Regions from separate parts of the Mus musculus genome. Here region 2 is linked to region 1. A link is a loop called in an ENCODE intact Hi-C map of the cell type or tissue named here. Cell type or tissue: heart. All regions are shown on one strand.

Region 1 (8,000 bases):
GTATCTTGCTCAGTTTGAGATGCCATAGAAAAATACCTGAAACAAGATATTCCAAAGATGGATTTCATACAGTTCTGAAGGACATCAAGACCAAGGTACTAACAGTTTCAGTGTTTGGTGATGCCATTGTCTGTTATTCCAAGATGAACCTTCTAAAGTCATGCCTTTACAGAGCAAAGGGACTGGAGGGCAAAAAAAGAAACCTAGCCAGTTCCCTATTTTGAGAAAAGTAGCACTACATGTGTAAGAGCAGATGGCTCACGTGTTAATGACCTCTGAAAGACCTTTTAGAACTATTCTACTAGGGATGAAGTTTCAGCATGAATTTCAGAGGAGATGCAAATATTCTAATGAGAGCAACAGGCATACTGATGACTTCAGACCTTGTTTTAATGTGCAATGGCTGAATGTAAAGAGAGTGGAGACGGCGCACCACCTAGCCCAGGAAGGATTTAATTCTTGGGGTTGAGGACCTTTGTTTCCTCCTTAGCTACTGCTCCACAGTCACCTTATTGAAATTAATGACACAGTAGCTGATTTGCAAGAATCAGCTTGCCAAATAGGTAGGTACCAAAGAAAATGTCTTAATTATGCACAAATTCTCAGCCTCAGGCAAGCCTGACCCGGTCTAGTGATAAGGAAAAGTCATAGGCAATATGAAAACGCAACCTCTCCCTTCCTGAGGATTCTTATTCAGATGAATCTTGCTTTCAACTCCCAAGTTAAGAAAACAACAATGAAAATACTAAAACATGACAAGAATACTGTGAAATACGGGAAAGGGACTTAGAAATAAGAGCATAAGAGTCGATGTCACAGGGACTCATAGGCTAGTGTGCAAAGATGGACCCGTGGAGGAAGCACAAAGGAGCCCATGTGATCTAAACAGAAAAAAAGTGGTCTGGACTGGAGTCTTAAAGAATGATGGTTTTACTCTTTTGCGTTGGATCACAGCAGACATATAGGACATGTATGTCAAGTGAAATACTTTAAGGCAAGCAAATTGCTGAAGACTTGCAAAGGTAACTGAAGCCTGGGCACACACTAGAATCAGGTCTGAGTCTGGAGAGGACCTGAGGTCTGAGGTAGGTTTGAGAAAAGTCTGAGGTAATGAGTCCTTTGCAGCTGTAAATCTGAAATGCTTCCAGGCATATTGTGGTAATTATGCCCTAACTTGTCGCCCTAGAAATAGCGTTTGTCTGATTTGCCTGGAGGTAGGGTTATCCTGTCAAATACTCTTTCTAGAAACATTTCAAGTAGCAGCTTGGAATGTGGGAAAATGTGATCACAGGGAAACTGAAATGTTAGTGATCAAGAGACTCCCAAGGCCAGTATGAAGAGTTATAGGTTCCCTATGAAGGTGGTAGCACACAATAGAAAGTTTCCCTTCTCTCTCTCTCTCTCTCTCTCTCTCTCTCTCTCTCTCTCTCTCTCTCTCTCTCTCTCTCTCTCTTCCTCTCTCTTGCTCTCTCACTTGCTCTTATGCTTTCTTTCCCTCTCTCCTTCCCTCCCTCCCTCCATCCCTCCCTCTCCCAGTCTCTCTGTCTCTTTCCCTCTCTGCCCCTCCCTCCATCTCTGTCTTTCTCCCTCACTGTCCCTCTCTCTGTCTCTCTGACTGTATCTCTATGTCCTTTGGAGAGACAACTGGTAAGCTGGAGAGCAAGGGCAAAGAGGAGACAGTAAGAACTTTCAGGGATGGTGGGCTCAGACAATTTCAACTGTGACTCACATGAGAAATCAATTTAGTATCCTAGAACTCCACTTCTCTTGGCCTTCTCAATCATATTCTCCTTAATGATCTCAATTAAAAACAAACATAACGGGTGCCTTCATATGTGGAAAGACCTTGTAAGGTCTGGGTATGAAATGTCCCTCAAAAGTTCATAGGCTGAAAAAGACTGGTCTCCAAAGCAAAAGTATCAAGAGATGAGGCCTTGGAGACTCTGATCTCATCAATAGATTGATTTACAAGTTGAAGCTTAATTTTTTGAGAGAGGGCCTACCACAAAAGTCTGCACTGTCTTTTTACCTCTTTCTGACCCCACCCCATGGTGTGTGTGTGTGTGTGTGTGTGTGTGTGTGTGTGTGTGTGTGTGTGTATGTGTGTCTGAGTATCTGGGTGACTATATCTGTGTCTGTCTTTTTCTCTCTGCTTCATGACCATCATAAAATGAGCAGCTATGCCTCCATCTTTTGCTCCCTGCCATAGTGTTCTTGGTTATCATAGTCCCAGAAGATGTGGTTTAATGTAGTGTTCCTGCATGAAAACTACTGAAACTGTTAATCAAGCTATTTCTTTCCTCATTTTAAGTTGATTTTGTCAGCTCAGGTATTTATCATAGCAATGGAAAAGTTAACTAACATATCTCTAACATAGTTCTGTTTAAATACTGTATATATGTACTGACATTTGAAAAAATTGACTTAAGGTCAATTTTTAGCTTTTCAATAGAAAAAATTACATGTCCATAAGACATGGATTATACACAAATGAAGGAATGAAACATTTGGGAGGGAAAAGATTCACTTTGGCTACATTAGTGATTTTTACAAACAATGCTTCATTTGCTTACTTTTTATATCATTCAAATAGGTGCTTATTATTATAAATATAAATACTGAGAAATTTAGGCTCACAAACATATGATGTTTTAAATTTTTTATATACAGGCTGAAACTGGTGAGGAGTTTGAAACTCAATTTTTTTTAGCTCTTTTTGCAAGAACCCTTTGAGATTAACCTTGCTTTAAAATATAAAAGCTAAGAATATAGACAAACAGTCCTATTAGACACCTAGCTCTCCGAACAGTCTATCAGGATCAATGCTCCGTTACTTTAATTTTATAGAGTTGTTATTTGTATAGCAACTGTTCTTCTTATGAACTTATATTCTTATGAAAAGAGTAAAGCAAACCATGATCCAGTTTTTTTTTCCAGCTGGGCCAAGACTGAGATTCGCAGACTGAGCTTTCTGTGTTGACCTTTGACACTGGCCTCTGGAAGGCTCCGTGGAGATCATCTAGTGCAGACATGTAGCTCCATCCCGGATCAGAAAACTGACCTCATCTGCGTCCTGGCAGAACCGGGTGTGTAGGAAACGCTAGTAAATCATGGGTTCTGCCTCTTAAAATTTTCAACTATTATTAAACTGCACTTGCAGTCCCCTCTGCAAACATGTCAGTTGGTCTTTCCAGACATTAAAAAGCACATAAGTATCTCCCAAGTGCCCTCATCACAAAGAAGAACACACACACACACAAAAAAGATCCAAGCACAGGAGGAGGAAAGGGTGGAGTGGTTAGCATCCGCTTTCTTCCTCCAGTGGGTTCAAAGCTGAGTGTTCCTGCCACTCCTACTTCAACCCAGACAAGATTATCTAGATGTGGGGACCACCCTGTGTTATCTCCACTTCCTGCAGAAACTAGATTATTATCTCTCATTTTATGTTTATTCTTAAGAGCCATCATCCCAAAACAATTGCTTTCTCTTTTACCCTTTGGGTTTTCTTTTCCCTTCCCACTTTATGAAACAGTGTTATATATAGTAGGGCAAGGCATGTTTGTCCTGGCTCTGTCTCTCTCAGGATGGCACATCTTCATTGTCCTTGCTGGTAAAGGAGAAGAGAGAAAAAAGAAAAGAATATATTTTATACTGACTATCGATATGATTTGGCATTTAATAATTGAAATTCTTTCAATCAAATTTTTAGTAACTCAAATCCACTAACAATATATTCCCCGAGGTAGAAGTTTTAAATTATACCCACACAAACTAGTTCTAGAGAGGGAAAACAAGGCTACTCTCTATGGCTACATGTTAACACAAGATTTTCAAGGCAAAGAATGGTGGAATTTTTTTTTCACATACCTAAGTTTCCCAAAAGTTTCCTCTACATTTCTTAAAGGAGAAAAGTAAAATACACAAAACAATGGCAAAATGTGTCTGGTGTCTCTAAAAGGCTCATAGTTACACAGGTTAGAATGAGGAAGCCTGTGGCTGTGTTTCCATGGCAGGATTCACTCTTTTCCCACCTCTCCCCTTCTTTCCATCTCTGCTCAAGTTCATCTACCAAGAGAGCAAAAATGGAAAACTGCTGTTTCGTGCTCCAGCAAGGAGAGCTGAGCAGCCCTTGGTCAAGATGCGTAGCTTTACCTCTGGTTGTCAATCAGTTTTTACACACATACACCTTATTATTATGAAATATTCTAAACACTTGAAAGTCTCTATTCAATGCCCTCGATTCCTAAGACTTCTCCTTTTGGGTTCTTCAGAGTTCTGTTTAAATATAGGCCAAGTCAGAGGAGTGACCTTTATGTACAGACAGCAAACCTACTTTCAGGAAAAAACAAAACAAAACAAAACAAAAAACCTGTTTCCAGCCACAGGACTTGAAGAACCTCTGCAAGCCAGAAAGTGGGGATGGTGTACAAAGGCCAGTAGGTTTAATTTTTGTGTTTAATGATAGTGCCAATGGTAGCAGCAGTGAGTTCTAGAGTCCTCAAACCCTGAGGCAAGGGGTGTGTATAGAAAAAATGAACATGGCCACTATGTAGAAGCTGTGCTTCAGGAATTCCCATTTTTAATTTCTGTGTTTTCTTTTGTCACAGAACCTCCAGGGTTCCTTACAATTGTGAGGGAGCCAACACTGTAGAGAAGGCTTTTTTTTTTTCTGGCCTGACATATTTTTGAGTGGGAAGGTTATCCAGAAAGCAAAAGTTACGAAGAGAAAAGAAAAGAGAAGAGAAGAGAAGAGAAGAGAAGAGGAGAGGAGAGGAGAGGAGAGGAGAGGAGAGGAGAGGAGAGGAGAGGAGAGGAGAGGAGAGGAGAGGAGAGGAGAGGAGAGGAGAAGAGAAGAGAAGAGAAGAGAAGAGAAGAGAAGAGAAGAGAAGAGAAGAGAAGAGAAGAGAAGAGAAGAGAAGAGAAGAGAAGAGAAAACTCAAAAGAGGAGCATGAAGCAATTTCCAGGCTCACCCCAAATTCTGCCTAGATACAAAAAAAAAAAAAAAAAAAAAAAAAAAGGTGTGGCAAAGGTTTTGAGAATGGCCCCATGTAAATCCCAATTGCCTCTCATAATAATCAGACTTAGGACTACCATACACCAAAGACAAAGGGAATTCAAGCTATAATCCTAGTTTGGTTGGCTGACGACCAAACAAAACCTTCAGCCTTCAGAGGATTTTCATCAATGTATAAAACTATAAAACATATTGTTTAAAGTTGTAAAGACATAATAATAACTAGGAAAAGTGAGCCAACATTCCAAAGGAAGAAGAATTGATAGCTGTCAAACTGAAGATGACCCAGATGTTGTAATAAAATTTTAAGGCATCTATTATCCATGGAACAAACAGGAATATCACTGAAATAAACAGAAACAAAGTCCTTAGCAGATAAATAGAAAATACTATTTAAAAAGAAAACAAAGGCAAATCTAAAAATTGAGAGATACAGTAACCATAACTTGCATAATTCTGTGCATAGGCTCAGTAAAATAATAGAGATAACGATATCATCCCTGGGTTTCAGAGTATATGGATGAAAAATCTCCAATAAACAATAGAGGAAAAGTGAGAAAATATTGACAAGAGCTACTAGATCCTGAGGTTAACATAATGGTAAAATCTTCATCCAGTACCACTGGAGACCATAAGACGGAGTAAAGAGACAATGACAGAGAGCACAAGTGGAAGGCTGGTGGATGAAAACTGGCCTCCCGAGTCTCTGAAAAACACATTTTCAATTTTAAAATGCAAGAAGTTGAGAAAACCACAAAAAGTTTACCCAAACAAAGGATTTAATGGGAATTATACCAGTGGAAAATTTAGAACTGTAGAACTATGGGAAAAGCAAGAAAAATGGTAAGTAGCTGAATAAATACAATGAGCTATTTCTTGTCTTAGTTCATTAAAATACAGATGAACTTTGAACTCAGCATTTATGAGACTTTACATGAAGATTGCTCTGCATGTATTTGTAATTCACATTACAGACTAGAAAACCAGAAGATGGACACAGAAGCCATGGGCAGAAGTTAGCCAACTTAACTTGACTGTAATTTAGAGGACATTTCATCCAATAACACCAGAGTATGCATTTCTCCTAAGCACACATGGAATTCTCATCAAGACAGGCCCCAAAACTAATTTCAATAAAGCTGAAGTAATTTGGGTCATGTAAATTATGTTCTCTAAATATTAGCAGGAAATACCTATAAATATTTAAAGATGAAAAGATTAAATTATCCACATGTCAAGCAAGAAGTTACATGGGAAACCTGGAAAATCCTTGAATTAAATGAAAATGTAAGTTAACAAAAAAAAGGCCCAAGATGAGGGCATGTTCCCAAAGATGCGACAAAAAGACCAAGTGCAGATGAATACCACTTCCCTGACAAATGAAAATGATAAAAACTCAGTAGCAACATCCTAGATTTTCATCTACTAGAAAATTGATTTTGTACTTGTAAAACTGTCCTAAATGAAATCTTTAATAAAATTTACCCAGTAGCTGTTTCACTGATAAATTTTGCTAAATATTTAATAAAAAGAAACAGCAGTAATTACTTATCTTCTCTTGTAGAGACCCAAGCTAGGGATATTTCTCAATTTATATTATGAGGTCAAGATTACTGTGACACCAACAATATCAACCAGCCAGATGCCCTGCCAGAGCTCCCAGGGACTAAATCACCCACTAAAGAGTACACATGGAGGGACCTATGGCTCCAGCCGCATATGTAGCAGAGGAGGGCCTTGTCAGACATCAATGGGAGTAGAGGCCCTTGGTTCTGTGAAGGCTTGATGCCCCAGTGTAGGGGAATGCCAGGACAGGGAAGCAGAAGTGGGTGGGTAGGTAGAACACCCTCATAGAAGCAGGGGAAGTGGGGTGTGATAGGGGGTTTTCAGAGGGGAAAACAGGAAAGGGGATAACATTTGAAATGTAAATAAAGTCAATATCTAATAAATATTTTCAAAAAAAAAAAAAAGATTTACTGTGGCACTAAAATCAGCCAAAACCAGCACATGAAGATTATAAAATACTACTCCTGATGATATAAACCAAAACATTGCCAACAAGCTTAATCAGGTAGCATATCTTTAAAAATATGGAAAATTCAAATATAAATTACCAGTTCACATCTCTTACAAGTGTCTATAAAATCAAATGAAATTAACTCCTTTTGGGTTTAAAATTAATTTCTCCCTTTATTAATATTACAATAACACATGTGGTTGGAATCCTATTTGGGTGTGTTTTTCCACTTCAATGTTTTCCACTTTGCTTCATAATCATGTTTACATATTTCTCATAAGCAATATATAACTAAATTTTTAAAATCCAATTTGAAGTGGCCTCCTGCCTTTTAGAGGTAAAATTAAGTCATTCGCATTTATTGTTATCACAGTTCTGTTTAGACTTGTTTGTAAGCTCCTGTTTATTTTGCTTCATCTGCTCTAATTTCCCTTTATTCTTCCTCTTCCTTGAATTAGAGCAGCAGAGACTGGCTGGGTTATGTTTGTTTTATACTCTATTGCTTGCCGTACAATGTTTATCCCTAAATATTTGGCACAGGCTCTTGACCTCACAGAGTGAAAGTTTATTCCGAGTCAGTCCCTGTTTCCCTCCAGAAAATAAAGATCTGGAAAAGCTTGAGCTCAAATTTTGTTATTGTTGCTTGTGCTTGTTAATTTATTCCTTGACAATTTTGTTCATGTGTGCGATACATTCTAGCCATTCTCATCCCTCCACCCTCTTTTTCCTCCTTCTACTCTCACCAACTTTTCCTCTTCCTTTCATGAATGACTTTTATGGCTTTTTGTTGTGTTTTTGCTTTATGTTCCACTAGGTTTAACAAGATATTCACATGGACATGAATGTAAGGCTATGCATTAGACCATGAGTACCTCATAGGTGGCCACATCACTGGAGGTAATGACTTTGTCTCTGAATGAGGGGAGCTCCTGAGTCACTCTCCCATCTATGACTAAATGTCACTGGCT
Region 2 (8,000 bases), 110 kb before region 1:
ACTAAAGATTTTAGAAAAAAATAAATATTCAATATTTACGTAAATTAGGTTTTGCATGCTTTTATTCACATAAATTTACTGAGATACTAAGTTTCAAAGGCACGGACTCTCAACCAGATAAGCAGACCTGCCAAGCCACTCCTTTAAACTGTGCAGTTGAATCTTCTGTGGATTCAACAGCAATCGATCGGTTCACTTTCAGTGTCGTCTTGTTAAAGTGACCTTAAGTTGTAGTGATTTGGGATTGGCAGAGAATGAGCTACGTTTTGTATATAGTAGAGTCATGCCAATCTTTCCAAAGTAGTTTTTCCCCCCATCAAAATCCCATCTGTTTTGCTGATGTGCCAATATCTGGGGTCTGTTTTTCATAATGTCATTTTGTTTGTGAGGATGTCTGTTCCTGAGGGCTCATGAGTTGGCTGACAATGAAAAAGTGGTCACAATGAAGCCAGGAAATATCCTGAAAAATAAAGCACAAGCCAGGAAAGACACTGCGCCCTGCTGGCCAGCTGTGCGGAGCTGTGGGGGAGCAAGGGCAGCAGCTGAGGACATTGCTCTGCACTGTGTCTGTGGTGGCTGAAGAGACCTCCAGTGAGTGATCATGGAAGAACAGAGCCTCAAGGCAGCTGCTGCCTGCTCCCTTCCCCCCAGAACTGCGTGAGCAAAGCGGCTCTGAGGAAAGCATCGGTTTTACAAAGAAAGAAAAGAAATATGGAAAATGCCTAATGACATTTTACTTTCTTATATATAACCCTTTTCAGAAACGTTAAGAAAGGAGAAAGGGTTGATTAAAAAGCAAACTGTGTAAATACTTTTGTAAAGTGTGTGTAAGTTTTGTTTTTGGTATTCAGCTAAAAGATGACAACCTGACTTGTATCTGATAGTTTTACATTACTAAACATTTTACCCCATTTATTCAACTTTGGGTCAATGATTATACCAAGGGGGAGATTTTTCTCCCTGATGTAGTCAAAGAGTTATAAAAGCTGTTGAAAATTTGTGAAGCAATGTATCTCTATTTTAGATATAATTTTCAGTGTTGCCTATCATAAATGCTTTGAAAATACGTTCATAACTTTAAAGGTTACCAATTCATGTGAATATTGCTCATGAAAAAATTTAAAAAGGATTTAGCCTTTATAATCCTCATTTGCCATGACGATCAACAAAATGTATGTTATATTATGTTCTATTTTGTAGCTTAAGGAAGCATGAACATTATCCAGTTACACTGGCATCCGGTCCAGATATCTTTGACTTAGAGACTTTTTAGCCCGATGGAGTTTTTAAACTAGGTAGTTTAAAAAACACAAAAGCTCTGGTTTATCAACGAATACTGTAGAAAGAACAGTGAGTCCAGCAAGTGCTATGAAGGTCGTGGCAATTCTATCTTCTGCACACTGTGGGCTGTAAGCTGGGTGGCCGCATAGCTAGGCAAGGAGGCTAACTCCTTAGAAGCGTGAAGAATGAGAATCCTCTGAGTCTCTTTTTTAATAAAGTAACTTAGCCATAACGAATGAAAGTGCTATAGAGATTTAAAAAGACGTTTTTGAGGGAAAAAAAAAAAACCTCATGAAATTCAACAGTAGAAAGACAACATTTCCTAGTTAGCTCTGTATCTGTGCAAAGGAAAACATTCACTCGGGAATGAACTGGAAGTTTCTAAAACTTTTTGTAAAATTCCATTTTTCAGTGACGGTGGCGCGGGGTGCTGTATCCCGGTGCCCTCCCTCTGGCTTTCATTCAGGTGATAGACAGGAAGAGGAGAGATCCAAAATCCCGCCTTTTCCCAGTCAGGCATAGCTTTTTCAGCTTGAGGTATAACAATTGTAGGAAGTGGTGAATGATGGAAACATTTTCCTAGAAGAGGAGGCTGAAGCCTAGGAGAACCACTCCTATCTGAGCTCTGACTACTTACCGAGGCATGAATCGGAGGAAGCTTGCCACACGGAGAAGGCCAGAACAGACCAACGTGACTAGGAGCTAGACTGTCCCTTCCGGAGTGTGATGGACTAGCACACTCCCGGGATGCAGCTTCCCCCGACATTTCCTGAGCTTTTCCTCATGACTGATCCCCTCCCCTCGCAGGATTCAATGGAAGGGATTACAGCTATATTTTAAAACAACCCGTTCAGAGGGCAGCTAGGCACCATTACAGTTCTGAAGCCACGCGCCCATGTGCCATTGCTGTGCTTGCAGTTCTTACAAGAGGCGGGTTGCAAAGGAAACAACTTGGAGATGGCCTTGCACTGAAGAGGCTAAAAGGAAATTCAGCTGCAGAGAGAGACTAGAAGAAAAATACCATTTCCTGAGTTGGAAAGCAAATCGTCCCATCATCCCTGGGCTTCATACACGGCAGCTTCAGTGGTCAGATAAGAGCAAATGGCTCAGTACTTGTGAGGGCTTTCTTTCCTCCCCCCCAAATATAAATCATCGCCGTTACCCTTCATCAGCTCTGTTTTATAGTTACAGGGGAAGATCGGTTACAAGAAGCACTCTCGTTACAAAGTGACCCTATCACTGGATGTCAGTGATAGCACAGAGAGACAAAATTGAAAATCGTCCTATTCTAAATAACCTAGCATACTGATGTACTCTACAACGTAGGAATAAATGAACACACTCGTTTTCTCATACACTTATTCAGGATCACACCTCACCCCCCCCCCACTGCCCCCCACCCCTGAGATGAATCTGTGTTTGTCAGCTGGGCAAGTACATGAACACAGACAACAGAAAATACCACTTACTCCTGAGGCCACTAGATTAATGATTAATAAGAGCTTAAGGAGGCAAGTAAGGAACTTTCATTAAATGATGAAAACACAAGGCATTTCCTGGGGATTTGCCTTTGATTAGAAGAAGCAGTTCAAAGCCCTGACCTTTCATTTCAGCCGGTCCTTAATCCTCAGGAAGTCCCTGGTGCTTTTCTGGCACTTTGGCTGTATTGCTATTTTAAGACACACTGTTGAAATCTCTCAAAGAAGATGATCTGTCTTTCAAAATCCTGTGTCTTGCAGTTACTCAGAACTCGTTAGCCACTTGGTGGCATTCCTAGGTCTGTCATGCAGTGGACAAGGGTATCCATATAAAAACACTGTTAAATCCGAGTTCTATGAGTCTCATGTGACTGAACAAGTTAATTTCCCCAGTAAGATTTTATAAACTGCTGCATGGGGATAATCACTTCCTAATTAATGCTGAATAAATCAAACAGTAAAATCACATGTTTGAAGTGTTCGGTACTTACCCTGATTCAGTTCACAGGTGTTGCTAAAATTTCAGGAATGCTTAAACTCTATAAAGCAGATTAATGTCTTGAGTGTTTTATAATTGCTTTCATGCATGTTTTCTTTTCTTTTGAGGGTTTTTTTTTTTATTTTTTGAGATTATAATCTATTTAAGCTATCTATATTATTTAGAACTTTCAGGAAATCTAATACAATTGAATATAATTACAGAATGCACATACAAATAATATACTGTTGTTGGCAAATGTAGCTGTTTTCATCTTATAATAAAATGTTCTTTATTTAGGGTCTACAGAATCCTAGATTCTGCTGGTAAAACCTCAGTATAATTAGGTATAGATATTAACTTTGGTACAGATATCTAGAAGATAGTATGCAATTTTCCAAAGCAACATGAAAAGCATCAAGATAATGCTTTGTCTTTTACTAAACACTTATTCACGGAGTTGGGGAGACGACTCAGTGGCTAAACACTTGTCATACAAGAATCAGAGCTTAGATCCACAAGCATCCATGTAGAGATGACTTGCTGAGAGGAAGACATAAGGGATCCCTAGAGTAAGCTGCTTTGCTGAACTGAGCAAATTCTGGGTTCAAGTGAAGGACCACACCTTCAATGCATAAGATGCATAAGGTGGACAGTGAGTGAGGAGAATGCCTGACATCACCTCTGTCCTCCACATGAATACACACACACACACACACACACACACACACACACACACACACTCCACATACACATAACTTCCCATTGTCAATTATAAACAGTGAGGTAATGAATATTGAGGAAAATACATTATAACAATTTTTAATTTTTGTTACATCCAGACTTGTGGTGTTAAAAGTAATCTATGTTTTTGTTTTGTTTTGTTTGTTTTGAAATGGAGTTTCTCTTTGTAGCCCTGGCAGTCTTGGAATTCTCTATGACCAGGCTGGCCTCCAACTAACAGAGATCTGCCTGCCTCTGCATCCTAAGTGCTGGATTTAAAGGCGTACACTGCCAAGCCTGGTATAGTCTATGTTTACTGAGAAAGAGGACATTTTTGACAAAGAAAATAGATACTAGAACAAATAAGTAGACAACTCTATTATTAGAAATATTATAATGGTAATTAGAATGGATTTGGGAATCTGCACAGAAGAGGAAACATGAAGTTCAGAAAACCTACCCAAAGGGGTTATTTCTTATTTACATCTAGACAAGTAAGTGAGTATATTTTGAAAGGTGGAAAGACCAGAAAGAACCTCTAGAAAGAGGAAATAACTTACTTTCACACAAATAATTGAAGGAGCAAAACGTATAAAGTAAATTGTAAGAAGCTCAAAAGAAATGGAAAAGAAACTTCTTGAAACTGAGATTTAAGTAGAGGCTAAAGATGAAGTTGACAACTATTGCAAAGTCCTTATGTGTCTTGCCAAGAAGACTACATGTTCTGTAGCTAATGGAAAACTACTAGAAAGTGTTAAACAGAGACAGACTTGTTTGGCAAAGGAATAAAGAGACAGACTAATTAGGGAATTACTGCTTTTTCCAGAAAGATCCATTTCTGATACGTATGAGGCAGAGAAAGGATAAATGTAGGCCTGGGGAAATTTGCCTTCCCTCTCCTTTCCCCACTCTTACCTTCCCAGCAGAGGATGCCAGAAAAAAAATATTCTGTGCATTACCACCGCTTCCCATGCCCATAACCTTCATAAGACAAAGAACATTTGAACATAACACAGTATCTAAATTCCCACCTCAGCCCCCTGAGACTTCTGAGTACTTGGAAAGTACCCTGAAAGATGGAGACACGGGGTCTGTTGAGCACATTTCAATGACTCCAAGATTCTCCACTCATACGCACTTGCCATAAAGAGAGACAGGGCAATATTTCTTTAAAGAGCAAAGATTAAGGCAGGGATCTTCTTGTTTGGTCAGTAGTTAGACTTGGACAAAGGAAAGGTTTAGGGTGAGAGAGTTCATTCAGTGTGTCAAACAGTTTTAGTGTAAGCCTCATGACCTAATGTTGAATCTGGAAACCATGCAAAGATGTAAAGAAAGAATTAACCGTATGAAGTTGTCCTCTGCCCTCCATACATGAACTATGGAAAATGCACCCCATCACACACACACACACACACATACATGCATACATTAAAAACCAGTGGGTTCACTTCACAAAGAAAAAAATTAGAAAAGTGTACCAGCCCAACAGTAATAGTGGGATAGTGAAGAAAGAGATTCGCCATTGAGGCATGACAACAGACACTACATAGCAGAAGCATGTATATAAAATGTATATATGTCACACAGGAGACAGGAGGAAAGGTGAACCCAGAATTTCTTTGTTGCACATATGGCATTATAATAGCTATCACTGTGCTCATACTATTACAACTAGTGGTGCTATTATTACCACTACATTTCTATGTACCAGCCACTAACTAAACATTTCCCTAATCTAAGAAATATAAAGGAAGAATGTGAGAAAATGAGAAATATGCATAGTGGTTACACTCTGATTTTGGTTGATACTCATCAAACTCTGAAATAAGCACTGTTGTGAGGTAAACATTTACTAGTAGCTAGTTAGATAAATGACCTTATTTAAAGAATGTAACTAAACAAGGAGTTTAAAATGTATTTACTTACTCATGATTTTTTTGCTCTCACATATATGACCAGATTAAAAATATTCCTAAATCAAGACACATACAATTCATTCAGGTGTAACATGAAATTATCTCATTTGGCCATAACACTTGACAGCCATGTCTCCTAAGTCATTTTTTCTACTGATCAGAAAGATTTTCATAAAGTCCTGATAGTTCAGTTTTATAAATTGTGCTATAAAATAACACATGTTCTAGTTATTTAGAATTAGCTTACTTCATTTAAAAACATAAATCTAGTGATCATCTTTTACATTTTTCAAGTTGGTCATCACTGTGGTCCAAACCCATGTTTGTCACCACAGATCTCACTAACAAATTCAAGAGCTTCTTTAAATATTGTAGGTCACTGACAAAATGAGATCAAAGCTCATAACTGATACACAGATTTAAACATCTTATGAATTCATCTTATGTCCAAGATTTTTCTGTTCAACATATAGTTTCTATAGACATGGCACAACTTATCTTCCACATCTATAGAAATCAGGAATCTAAGGGAAGATGGATCTTGACTCACTCAATAAAGTTGCATGTTCAGTTCCTCCAGGGTCTTTTCTGTTCTGACCACATGGTTCAGGGCAACAACCTTGCTAATCAGTCATTCAACCAGAGAAGAGACTTTTTCTCCTGACATTGTTTACATGTGGCCATCCTGGGACCTTGTAAATTGGAAGCCACAGGAGGATTATTATTCCCAAACATGAGAATTTCCCAAGGGCTGCCTTTATCCATCTATCTCTGGATGAAAAACAGTGTCAGTATGAACTTGTATCACTGAGAGGCATAGTATGTCTTGTGCCTGGCTATGAGCCTTCTTTAATCTCACTTTTAGAGACATTTGGAACATTATTCTTTGAATTTGCCCTGGAAGACTGATAACCTTGAATTAAATATTTTCTGGAACACTTAGCTGAGAAAAAGTAGTTAATCCCTCTGTGATTTGTAGCATTAAAATATTCTCCACTTGTAGTGTAAACAAAAGTATCTACCATATATTGCCATTGCAAGAGCTAACTGTAAACAGATAGATGCATTTCAGTTCATTTTGTTCCCCCAAATCCAGAGAATGTGGATATAAGAACATACATGATGATCTAGATATAATTGAAATCAAGACTTCTATAAATATTTCTCACTAGTTGAATAATATGTCAAAATCCTACCTGTATAGCAAAGACATTCAATAAAAATGTAGATGCTATGTGTGTCGAAATTAGGGTAAAATGATAATTGAGAACCGGGGATTGGAAATCATTGCATTAGAGTATCAAGACTAGCAAAATTAGGAAGTTGATCACCTCCTCAAGTTTTCATCTTCTGACATTCCTGTAATGGCAATTAATTTTCAACGTGATTTTTAGTGGCGACAAATAACAGAATCCAAACCACAGCATATCACCCATATAATAAAATCCAAACTTATTAATAATTTGATCTGAAGGACTTAATGTTGATATATATTGTTGATATTGCTCTAGAATAAAAACTGGACTTCTCTATGTTCATGAGCTTATGCTGTGACATTCCCTTGTCCATTTGCTGGGGATGTCCCTCCCTTGGGCTCTGTCTAACTGGATTGCTTTCATCTGGGTCTTATAAAATACCAACCATGGATCACACTGCTATCTTCATTGTCATTTTTTTTTCCTTGATTGATGTTTTCGTTACTGATATCTGTTCATGTTCTTACTTGCTTATTCATATCTTGACTACTCACTTTCCAGAATGTAAATATATAGGAGAACTTAGTTTTCATTGCAAATCGCAATTGGCAGTAAATTGCCTCATACATAAGAGAAATCAGGGCAAGAGTAAGCAGCCTGAAGGCTGTTAGTTGAAAACTTTTCAAGAACATGTGCCCCTGTGGCATGGTAGGGCATCTTTTGGGTATGTTCCCAAGAGTAGTATTGCTGGATTTTCTGGTAGATCTATTTCCAATTTTTTGAGAAATCTCCAGATTGATTTCCACAGTGGTTGTACCAGTTTGTAATCCCACCAACAATGGAGGAGTGTTCCTCTCTCTCTACATCCTCGCCAACTTGTGTTGTCACCTGAGGTTTTGATCTTAGCCATTCTGATTGGAATAAGGTA

What was found. A loop is a pair of places that touch in the nucleus more often than their neighbours do. Peaks named below come from ENCODE experiments on the same cell type or tissue, not always from the same donor. Only the 100,000 strongest peaks of a DNase experiment are listed, where the experiment ranks them.
Region 2: a loop joins it to region 1, with 2.5 times the contacts of the local background. A loop is called at or near these places in 5 of 42 quality-filtered maps.

The regions. Positions count from the first base shown.
Region 1 is chr2:84,068,394-84,076,393 of GRCm38, reverse strand. No RefSeq gene overlaps it. Among named protein-coding and RNA genes, the nearest start is that of Zswim2, 130 kb to the right of the region's middle. In heart, no CTCF peak of the experiment used is centred here; no DNase peak of the experiment used is centred here.
Region 2 is chr2:84,178,862-84,186,861 of GRCm38, reverse strand. No RefSeq gene overlaps it. Among named protein-coding and RNA genes, the nearest start is that of Zswim2, 240 kb to the right of the region's middle. In heart, CTCF peaks have their summits at 511 (motif pointing left) and 3,050 (motif pointing right); DNase peaks (open chromatin) are centred at 521 and 1,971; H3K27ac peaks cover 750 bases.